2 separate regions of the Homo sapiens genome follow, and region 2 is linked to region 1. Evidence: read pairs that join two places in POLR2A ChIA-PET (ENCODE). Cell type or tissue: PC-9. All regions are shown on one strand. Each heading gives the region's core, and the rest is flanking DNA. Links, peaks and the distances in the headings are about the cores only.

What was found. Peaks named below come from ENCODE experiments on the same cell type or tissue, not always from the same donor. Only the 100,000 strongest peaks of a DNase experiment are listed, where the experiment ranks them.
Region 2: POLR2A ChIA-PET joins it to region 1 with 7 read pairs; 2 of 35 experiments call an interaction of 5 or more read pairs at or near these places.

Annotation. Positions count from the first base shown.
Region 1 is chr19:55,082,752-55,088,112 of GRCh38, reverse strand. EPS8L1 (EPS8 signaling adaptor L1) reads right to left here. Exons shown (of 20, transcript NM_133180.3): 13 at 4,594-4,735; 14 at 4,469-4,497; 15 at 2,140-2,272; 16 at 1,921-2,052; 17 at 1,595-1,721; 18 at 1,225-1,399; 19 at 678-810; 20 at 190-585. The coding sequence ends at 499. Among named protein-coding and RNA genes, the nearest start is that of EPS8L1, 9.6 kb to the right of the region's middle. In PC-9, for the core only: no CTCF peak of the experiment used is centred there; no DNase peak of the experiment used is centred there.
Region 2 is chr19:54,424,384-54,429,744 of GRCh38, reverse strand. TTYH1 (tweety family member 1) reads right to left here. Exons shown (of 14, transcript NM_020659.4): 5 at 2,977-3,072; 6 at 366-438. Among named protein-coding and RNA genes, the nearest start is that of TTYH1, 12 kb to the right of the region's middle. In PC-9, for the core only: no CTCF peak of the experiment used is centred there; a DNase peak (open chromatin) is centred at 3,094; H3K4me3 peaks cover 563 bases; H3K27me3 peaks cover 118 bases.

The sequences.
Region 1 (5,361 bases), core at 316-5,315:
AGCTGGACTAGGCTGGCTAGGAGGTCAGGAGGGAGCCTGGTTTGGGACCCTGGGGATGGAAAGGAGGGTTCAGAGAGAAACCAAAGAGGGTGGAACATTTTCCAGGTTCCATGAGGCTGTGACTGGGTCGAGGGGCAGGTTTCTGAGCCCCCTGGTAGCCGGGTAGAGGACAGCAGTTGGCACACCATCTGCTAAGCACGGAGGCTGTTTATAGGCTGGGCCGCATATTACAATGCTCAGGGCTCCACTGCACCCTCTCGGGGGTCTGCTAGCGCTTTCCGTAGACTGTCTCCACGCCCTCCCCACTCCCAGCCAGTCCAGATCCTCTCCGGAGGGACTGCAGCAAGGATCGTTAAGTCTGTCCACCGGGATGGGGGAAGACCAGGGCCGGAGCAGATTGGCCATCCTTCAGAAGATCGACTTCCGCTATTGGGGAGAGTCTGAGGAGTCCGTTCTCCCACGGGGCCTCGTCACTCTTTGCGAAGGGCGCCTGGCAGGTCAAATGACCTCCATTTCCACCTCGCCTTCCACCTTCTTCTTTTGCTTCTCCATCACTGCCTCCAGCTCTGACACTTTCTCTTTGTCCTGGAGGGCGGGGTGGAAATCGCTTTGTCCTGGCGTCCGAGCCCTCGTCATCCCAACCCTACCCAGACCCAGGGACCAGCGGTCCGGCTCACCTCCAGCAGCGAGCGCTGCACGGTGACCTGGCTGTACACACGTGCCCCCTCCTCGGGGCTCACCGCCCGCAGCTCCTCCTTCTGCAGCGAGAAAAGCTGCGCCCCGGTCAGCACACCCAGCGCGTCCACGGTCCTGAGCGAGGGCAGCCCGGGCGCGGTCAGGCCGGTCGGCGGATGCCCCAGCCCGGACAATCATGTCACGCCCACCCGGCGATGGTCCAATCAGAACAGCATTCTAGCTCTAGCGGGGGCAGGCCCGACACCTCCTGAACCCCACCCACCAATCACAATGTTGCCACCCGGGGGGCGTGGCCGCATCCTGCTTTCAAAGGGTACGGGATTTCCCTAAGGAATCCAGTCGGAGTCTGAAAAAACATGGCAATCACAGCCTGCCATTGGGTGTTGCTACCAGACAGACCCTCACTTCGGGCTAATCCCGGCTCCCTGTGGTCTCCACGACTGCCGCCCCCCGACTCCCGGCCGATCGGAACGCTCCGCTCCCAGCGTCCGTATCAACCCGCGCCGAGAGGGCCCCGGCCCCACTCACCCGGAGCTAAAGCCCTTGGCCTGCAGCCAGGCGCGGACCTCGGAGGCGTCCGAGCCCGGGCTGAGCTGCGGTTCCGGGGCGCGGGGCCCTGGGACTGCGCGGCTCGGTCCCGAGCGGCCCTGGGCCAGGCGCGCCTGCAGTTCCTCGTTGACGATGAGCATCTGGGAGAATTTCTCTGCAGGCGGGAAACCGGGAGGTAGGGAGTGCGGGCTCAGGGCGAGGGGTCCTGGGGCCAGAGGGCGGGGCGGGGGGGCGCTCCAGCGTCCCCAGAATGGGACGGGAGTCCCTTTGCTCTTTCTGAGCCCCCGTTTCTCTGCCTGGAAAGCAAGGATAAGGACCGCTCCCCGCAGCCGGCGTCCCCACCACTCACCCTTCTCGCTGGGGTCCAAGCCGTTGAGGCTATCGCAGCTGTCCCAGCGGGGCCTGTCCCAGCGGGGCCGAGCCAGAGCTGGAGGTGGGGCCGGGGCTGGGGCTGGTGGTGGAGGAGGAGTGCTGTTCTGAAAGGAAGGAGAGGAGAGTACCTGGGTTAGGGAGAGGACTCAGAGTCCCAGCCTCTCCCCTTTCTGGAGATGCATTTCTGAACCCCCAGTCACCACCTGCTCCAGCACTCTTGACAGCTGATCCCCACGCCCCTTGTTCCCAGGATCTGGTCCCAGCCTCTCCACCCTCAAGATCCCAGCGTCTGCGCTGGCTCACCAGGCTGCGGGCAGGGCTTTGGCTGTGGTGCAGCCGGGGTCCGGGGTAGGGTGTCAGGATGTTGTAGGGCACATATCCCTCCTGCCCCGCTGGGTCCCGAACCTTCCACCACTTACGACTGTCATCCAGGACCTGGGTGTGGTAAAGAACAGAGGGTTCAGAGCCTGTCTGCAGCTAGGGCTGGCTAATTCCTGCCCCTCAGCCTCCCGCTCCTCTAACCTCCAGTACGTCCCGCTGCTTGACCGACAGCTCACTGCTGTTGCGGGCCTGGAAGTCATAATTACACAGGACCCATTTTCCTGCTGTCTCTGACTCCAGCTGAGGCTCAGATTCTGGCTCCAAGTCTCGGTGACTGAGGAGAAGCGGGAGGGTTGGAGATAAGGAGGCAGCCAGCCCCATTGCTCTGGGCTGCAGGGTGCTGGTGTGAGCTGGGGTTAGAGCCAAGCTGGGGGCACAGCAGGGGCCGGGTTAATACTGTTAATAGAAATTTGAAACAAGAATAACAGACTGAATATATTTGCTCCCTCCGTTGCTTGGCATTGTGCTGTAGGCATATGTAGTGGGTACTATCCCACCATCGATTCCATTTTACAGAGGAGAATGAGGCTCAGAGCGAGAAAATGACTTGCCCACATCACACAGCTAGAAACAGCTGTCATTTATTGAGCATCTAATAGGCACTGGGCTTTATATATCATAACTCATAAGCATAATAAAAACACTAGCTAGGCCGGGCGCGGTGGCTCACGCCTGTAATCCCAGCGCTTTGGGAGGCTGAGGCGGGCAGATCATGAGGTCAAGAGATCAAGACCATCCTGGCCAACATGGTGAAACCCTGTCTCTACTAAAAAATACCCAAATTAGCTGGGCGTGGTGGCACGCGCCTGTAGTCCCAGCTATTCTGGAGGCTGAGGCAGGAGAATTGCTTGAACCTGGCAGGCAGAAGTTGCAGTGAGCTGAGATCTCACCACTGCACTCCAGCCTGATGACAGAGTGAGACTGTCTCAAAAAACAATAGCTACCACTTCTGTACCACTTACTGTGTGCTGGGCACTGTTCTGTTACGTATATTAGTTAATTTGATCTTTATGACAACGGTTGGTAGAACCATGAATTTGGACTCCCCTCTCTCCCCCAGTTTCTTCCTCCCCCAGAGACCCTATGATCTCCTCCATTTTCACAGAGGAGGAAGCTGAGGCACAGGGATGTAAAGGTCACAGAGTAAGAGAGTGGCATCGCCAGCCCGGGACCAGGGTAGCCCAGGTCTGAATAATGCTGCCTTAGTTTGCAGGCAGCTGGACTTGAACTTGAACCTGGTCACAGCCTTAAGCCCTTAACTGCTAGTTCCTACAACACCACAGACTTCTCACTGTTCCGGGAACGGATAATCATTATTCCCAGTTTCCCTGCAAAAAAGAACTTGAGGCTCGGAGAAAGTGACTTGAAGCTGTGAACAGGGACCAGGGTTGCGATATCAGGCAGCTGGGGGCAGGGGTGGGATTTCAGCTCTGACCCCCAATAAGAGGGACCTCAGCCTGGATCAGGCCTACCTGTGCAGGGGAGAGGGGGGGTCTTCAGGGCCGCGGCACCCCCTGTGTGGGGCCGGCAGCTCCCAGCACGCTGTCCCTGCTGAGACCCTCTGCTCGGGCCCTCACCCAGACCCCCCTTTGTCTCCTCCAGCCTCACTGCTTTGTTTTCGTCTCCTCCCACGTTGCTTCCCTCCAGTCTGCCCTCTATTTGCTCAAGGACCCTAGAGTTCTAGTCCATCTACCTCCTTCCCTCCCCCAGGACCCAGAGTCTGAGCCCCCACTGCTTGGTAGAACCATGACTTGGAATGTTCTTTCCTCCCCCAGGGACCTAGGAGTCCAGGTCTCAAGCTTCAATCTTATCCTTTTAACCCTCAAACCTTTTAACCCAGTCCGACACCCAGCAGCGACTTAGACAATTGCATTAGAGCCTCTGGAAAACCAAGAGTTTAATCGTCCAGCCTTTACCCCTCTCGGGGGCCCAGAGATACTACCACTTCCTAACTTTCCCAGAAACTTGCCCCCAAGCCCTTGAAGTCCCAAGCCTGCTCCTCTGGGTCTCCAGGATCCCAAGCACCAGACTTGGGCTCTTCTTCAAAACCCAAAGGTCCAATTCCCCAGCCTCTCCCCTCCAATATCCAGGGCTCTGTCCTCCTAGGGAGCCCAGGCATGGTGCTTCCCAGGCCCTGGGAAAACAAACTGGCTTCTTCCAGCCTTTTGGGGATCCAGGGATCCAACCTCTCAGACTTTACCCACTCCCAGCCCCCTTCCTCCCTTAGGCCCAGGAATCCGGGTCTCCATTCCCAACTCCCTTAGCCCCAGAAGTCTGGGTCCCGCCCCCTCCCACCCTGCTCCTCCCTCTCTCCCAGCCCCGGCCCGCCCCATCACCATCTCACCCACCTGAGAAGAGCCAGGAAGACAGAAGGAAAAACACAGAAAAAAAGGGGGCGGAGTCAGCATCGGGAGCCCCCGGGACGCACCCCTCCTTGACCCCCTTGCCCTGCCCTGGGGCGGACACTCACCCATTGACAGCGACCTGGGGGGCGCTTTGCTGTAGGAAGTAAGACAGTCGGGTCAGGCGGGGCCAGGCGGACCGGCCGCGCCCCCGGACTTCCCAGCCTCGGCCCTGCTGTGTCGCTTGGGTCACCTGCCGGCGCCTCCGCTCGTGCTGTAGCTGTTTCTCAACTGGGTCCTCCCAGGCGCGGCTCTGCGGGTCAGTGACCGGCGGCTCCCAGCCGCTGAAGAACTCGGGTCTGTATGGGGGTCCCTCCTCCGGGGACAGCTCCAGCCTGCGGCCAGGGACAGGGCCAAGAGCTCAGGGATCCTGATACAGCCCCCAACTTCGTTCCTGCATTAACTTCACTAAGTTTTCCCCTAAAGCTCGCTGTATTCCAACGATTCTAGCCCCGCCACTTTTCACCAAGTCCTGCCGGTAGCTCTAAGCCCAACTCAACAGCAATTTATATTTCTAGACCGGGCACGGTGGCTCACGCCTGTAATCCCAGCATTTTGGGAGGCCAAGATGGGAGGATCGCTTGAGGCCAGGAGTTCCAGACCAGCCTGGGCAAAATATTGAGACCCCATCCATCTCTCTCTCTGGAAAAAAATTGCCTTATCCAGCCTCTAAATCTCACCTGATTCCAAATCAGGTTTTCCGTAAGGTCGGTTTCAGGTTCTGACCCTTTCCCTGCGGAACTGCCAGCCCGCAGTGCACAGACTCTGTCCCATCACCAAAGTTATAGACCAAACCTTCCAGAAGCCCCGCCCCTTCGCGTAGCCCCGCCCCTGCCCCGTAGCCCCTAGCCCCTCTATTCCTTTAAGCCCCCCTTTTCTTTCAATCCGATTGGTCTGGTGGTCTTAAATCTTTCCTTCACGTTAATTCCTGGCCTTTCCTCCAATTGAATCTTGGCATCTG
Region 2 (5,361 bases), core at 271-5,270, 660 kb after region 1:
GAGTCCAGGCCCCAGGCCCCTCGTCCCTCAGACTCAGGGGTTCAGACTCTCCAGCCCTTTCTCCCTCAGACTCAGGAGTCCAGGCCCCCAGCTTCTCCTCCCTCACACCCAGGAGTCCAGACCCCCAGCCCCTCCTCCCTCAGACCTAGGAATCCAGGTTTCCAGCCCCTCCTCCATTACAGCTCAAACGTCCAGGACACCAATCTGTACCCACTCAGGCCCCAGGAAACAAGCCCTAAACCTCAGAGCTGTGATCGTGCCCCCCAATTCCTTTCTCTACTAAGCCATGCCATCCCGAGATCCAGAAGTTGAAGTCTCCAGGCCCCCTGAGTCCCAGAGCCCAATGGCCCGGCCCTGGCACTCACCACGGCCGTGGCTGCCTCCAGGCCCATGGAGCCCCAGCTCAGGACGAGAACCAGGAGACTCATGACTGTCATCCTAGAGTGGGGGAGGGAGGATCAGCCCGGGGTTCTTAATCTCCTAGCCTAGCCTCTTTCCACACCCCAAATCCCATCACAGCCGCCCCCCACCTCCACCCACCTCTGGAGCCTGGAGGATCAGAATTAGGGAAACACAAGTTCAGTGGTTGGGGGTAGGCCAGTGGCTGCTGATGTCCAGCTGGACATCTGGCTCCTGCCCAGATGAGCAGGGTGTGGGGTATGAGCAGGGCCCTGGGCTGGGTGGTCGCAGCTTGGATCCCAGCTCCAGGACCCTGGGACGGTGACTGCTCACCTCTGGGCTCACTTCCCCCGAAGGCTCCCCCAAGTCCACCCACAGCCTGATCAGCCTCTGGCTCTGCCCTGTCTCCTCTGAGAATGGGAGACAGTGCCAGGGCTGAAATCTGAAAGTCTCTGGACTTTCCGGGTGGGGAGGGGTGCAGGGGGCGTGTCAGCATTGGTAGGGTGACCAGTAAGCAAGAAGGGCACCCAGGGGTCCCCAAACTGAAGGCCTGGCTTCCAGTCCCAGACCTGCCCTGTGTTGGCTAGGTTTATGGGTCTGCAAGCCTTACGCGGGGTCTCTCCCACTCTCTCAGGGGCAATGGAGGTACAGGTTCAACTCTGCCTCACCCCACCAGGGCCAGAGAGAATGCAGGGACTCCTCCAATGAGAATGGCCTGTCTGGTTCAAATCCCAGCTCTAGCACTTCTAGCTGTGTGGCCCTGAGCAAGTGGTCCAACCTCTCTGATCTTCAGTCTCTCCCTCTGTTAAACAGGGAGAAGGGCCAGGCATGGTAGCTCATGCCTGTAAACCCAGTACTTTGGAAGGCTGAGGCAGGCTGATCACTTGAGGCCAGGAGTTCGAGACCAGCCTGGGCAACATAGCAAGACTCCATCTCTACAAAAATATACAAAACTTAGGCCAGGCACGGTGGCTCATGCCTGTAATCCAGGCACTTTGGGAGGCTGAGGCGGGCGGATCACCTTAGGTCAGGAGTTTGAGACCATCCTGACCAACATGGAGAAACCCCATCTCTACTAAAAATACAAAATTAGACAGGTTTGGTGGCATACGCCTGTAATCCCAGCTACTTGGGAGGCTGAAGCAGGAGAATTGCCTGAACCCAGGAGGCAGAGGTTGCAGTGAGCCAAGATCGCGCCGCTGAACTCCAGCCTGGACAACAAGAGCCAAATTGCAGCTCAAAAAAAAAAAAAAAAAAAAAAAAAAACTTAGCCGGGAGTGGTGGCATAAGCCCATGGTCCCAGCTACTCTGGAGGCTGAGGTGGGGGGATCACTTGAGCCTCAGGGGACAGAGGCTGTAGTGAGCCGTGATCATGCCACTGCACTCCAGTCTGGGCAACAAAGCAAGACCTTCTCAAAATAAAAAACAGAAATAAAAAACAGGCAGAAGGAAGCACCTTCCTCACAGGGGGCATGAGGTGCTCCAGGGAGTGCAGAGAAGAGTGTCGGGCGCGTAGAGCGAGCTGTGAAATCAGTGTGGTCCTGCGGCTTTGCCACGACACTTAAGGACGGCTCAGTCTTGGACTTGGCCACCCTCTGCGCTCTTAGTCAGGTCCCTGACCGGCCACATGGAGCCTTATGGTAGCTCCTTCATGGGGTGGAGGCAACTGAAGGACTCAGCGTGCATGACCCTCAATAGATCATCATCCTCATCTGTTTTTTTTTTTTGTTGTTGTTGTTTTTGAAATGGAGTCTCACTGTGTCGCCCAGGCTGGAGTGCAGTGGTGCAATCTCAGCTCACTGCAAGCTCCGCCTCCCGGGTTCAAGCGATTCTCCTGCCTCAGCCTCCCGAGTAGCTGGGACTATAGGCGCCCGCCACCACGCCCGGCTAATTTTTGTATTTTTAGTAGAGATGGGGTTTCACCGTGTTAGCCAGGATGGTCTCGAACTCCTGACCTCGTGATCCGCCCTCCTCGGCCTCCCAAAGTGCTGGAATTACAGGCGTGAGCCACCACGCCCAGCCTTTTTTTTTTTTTTTTTTTTTTTTTGAGATGGAGTGTCACTCTGTCGCCCAGGCTGGAGTGCAATGGTGTGTGATCTTGGCTCACCACAACCTCCACCTCCTGAGTTCAAGCGATTCTCCTGCCTCAGCCTCCTGAGTAGCTGGGACTACAGGCGCATGCCACCACACCCAGCTAATTTTTGTATTTTTAATAGAGACAGGGTTTCTCCATGTTGGTCAGGCTGGTCTCAAACTCCTGACCTCATGATCCACCCACCTCGGCCTCCTAAAGTGCTGGGATTACAGGTGTGAGCCACCGCGCCTGGCCTCATCCTCATCTTTATTGCCAACACAATGATTATTTCTGCCATGATTCCAGCATACTTCATACTGTTAGGGCTGCCTGTTTTCAGGTCTGTCCCCGCCTCCCTCCTGGGCTGCTCTGACTCTCTTTTCTTCGTGTGTACCCGGCCGTGAAGGACCACGGTCCTCCGTGTAGGAGAGTTGTAAGACTGAGGTCCTGCCTGCCAGGAGAGTGCCAGGCAAGCACTGGGTCCCCCTACTGCCTGCACTTACACGATCACCAGCCACTTGCTCTGCTTCGCCAGGCCCAGGAGGGTGAAGAGGCAGACCAGCAGCTCCAGGAGCAGCAGGAGGACGTAGGCCAGCCACCTGGGAGGGGAGAGGGTAGGGCTGAAACCACAAACCTGCCTCCAGGCACCCCGGCGGAACAGCAACCCTCCACCAGCATTCACCCTGCCCCCCAGCTCAGCCTCACATTCACCACCCTCCAAGCTCAGCCTCCTGCTGTTTACTGTGTCTGGGCCACAGCCCAGGTCCTCTGTGAAATAGTGTTATCATGAGACAGGACACTGGAGCGGTTTAGAATACAGGTCCTGAGCACCTGGGACTATCCCCTGGCCGGGCCACACACATGTGCCCTGTGACCAGGGACACGTGATGTGTTCTCTCCGAGCTCCCCATCCCCAACCCCACCCTGCAGAGTGGAGATACTCGTTCTCAAGACTGCACCAAAGATCCCATCGCATCCCTGGAGGGCATGACGTCTGGAGGCAGAGGCTGCCTGGTCTCAACCCCAGCCCCTCCGCTTAACTGGCCGGGTAACTCTTGTCTCGGTAACCTTAGCCTCTCGTTCCTCAGTTTCCCTACATGTAACGTGGGGAGCACAACAACACTGGCTTGAGAATATTGCCTCGAGTGGGCTGCATGACTAGAAGTGCTTAGGAGAGTGCCAAGCACGTGGACACACTTAGAGGTTAGCCTGAGCGTGAACGAGGGAACTGAGATGTTAGTTAATAGTTAATACTTGGCCGGGCGAGGTGGCTCACGCCTGTAATCCGCGCATTTTGGGAGGCTGAGGCAGGCGGATCACTTGAGGTCAGGAGTTTGAGACCAGCCTGGCCAACATGGTGAAACCCCGTCTTTACTAAAAATACAACAATTAGCCGGGCGTGGTGGTGCACGCCTGTAATCCCAGCTACTTGGGAGGCTGAGGCAGGAGAATCATTTGAACCCATGAGGTGGAGGTTGCAGTGAGCCAAGATTGCACCACTGCACTCCAGCCTGGGCGACAAGAGTGAGACTTAGTCTCAAAAATGAAAAAAAAAAAAAGTTAATCCTTAAATATCAGTGAAGGGCCCACCACCATGATTCAGGAGGTGCAAGCATGCAAGCCACAGTGAGAGACAGGACTAGCTGGATGTCCGAGGCCGACTAATAATCCCTAAGCCTAGCTGGGAAGGTGACCGCATCCACCTTTAAACACGGGGCATGCAATTTAGCTCACACCCAACCAATCAGGTAGTAAAGAGAGCTCACTAAAGTGCTAGTTAGGCAAAAATAGGAAGTAAAGAAATAGCCAATCATCTATCACCTGAGAGCACAGGGGAAGGGACAATGATCTGGATAGAAACCCAGGCATTCCAGCCAGCAACGGCTACCCACTTTGGGTCCCCTCCCGTTGTATGGGAACTCTGTTTTCACTCTATTAAAACTTGAAACTGCACACTCTTCTGGTCCGTGTCTGTTACGGCTTGAGCTGAGCTTTCGCTCGCCGTCCACCACTGCTGTTTGCCGCCGTCGCAGACCCGCCGCTGACTTCCACCCTCCGGATCCGGCAGGGTGTCCACTGTGCTCGTGATCCAGGGAGACACCCATTGCCGCTCCCAATCGGGCTAGAGGCTCGCCATTGTTCCTGCACAGCTAACTGCCTGGGTTCATCCTGATCGAGCTGAACACTGGTCGCTGGGTTCCACGGTTCTCTTCCGTGACCCACGGCTTCTAATAGAGCTAAAACACTCACCGCAGGGCCCAGGATTCCATTCCTTGGAATCCGTGAGGCCAAGAACCCCAGGTCAGAGAACACGAGGCTTGCTGCCCTCTTGGAAGTGGCCACCACGATCTTGGGAGCTCCGGGAGCAAGGACCCGCCGTAACAACAGCACAGTGCCCGGCACGTAGTAAGTGCTCAGTTAATCCTCCTGCCATTCTCTGCAGGCCCCACAAGCTTGGGCTTCACTCCTTACCCTGGTCTCTGGCTGCTTCCGCCCAGCCTCGCAAGTGCTCCCCTCCAGCAAGACTCCCTTGGAGGCCCCTGATTTGTCTGTCGAGGGACTCCCAAGTGTGGGGTGCTTTCGCAGTGGTGCACCCGGAAGATATTTTCTAGTGATGGTGGGTCTGCCTCACCCTGGCATCACCCTTATGGCTCCCACCACTTCCCTGCCCTCGCCCAGGAGAAGGAGCTGAGGCCCGGCTTGTGCAGCCCCTGGGCCTGACCACAATGCAGAACCTGGACTTCTTCAAACCCAGGCCTGTCTGTCTCTTGCACCTGCTGCCCTGCGGGTGTGTCCTGACCTCCAGCTTTTTCAGCCCCAGTCGGCCTTCCCCGCTGGAGCGCAGCATCCCGGAAGGCCTCCCAAATCTCAGCGCATGCCCCGCGGGC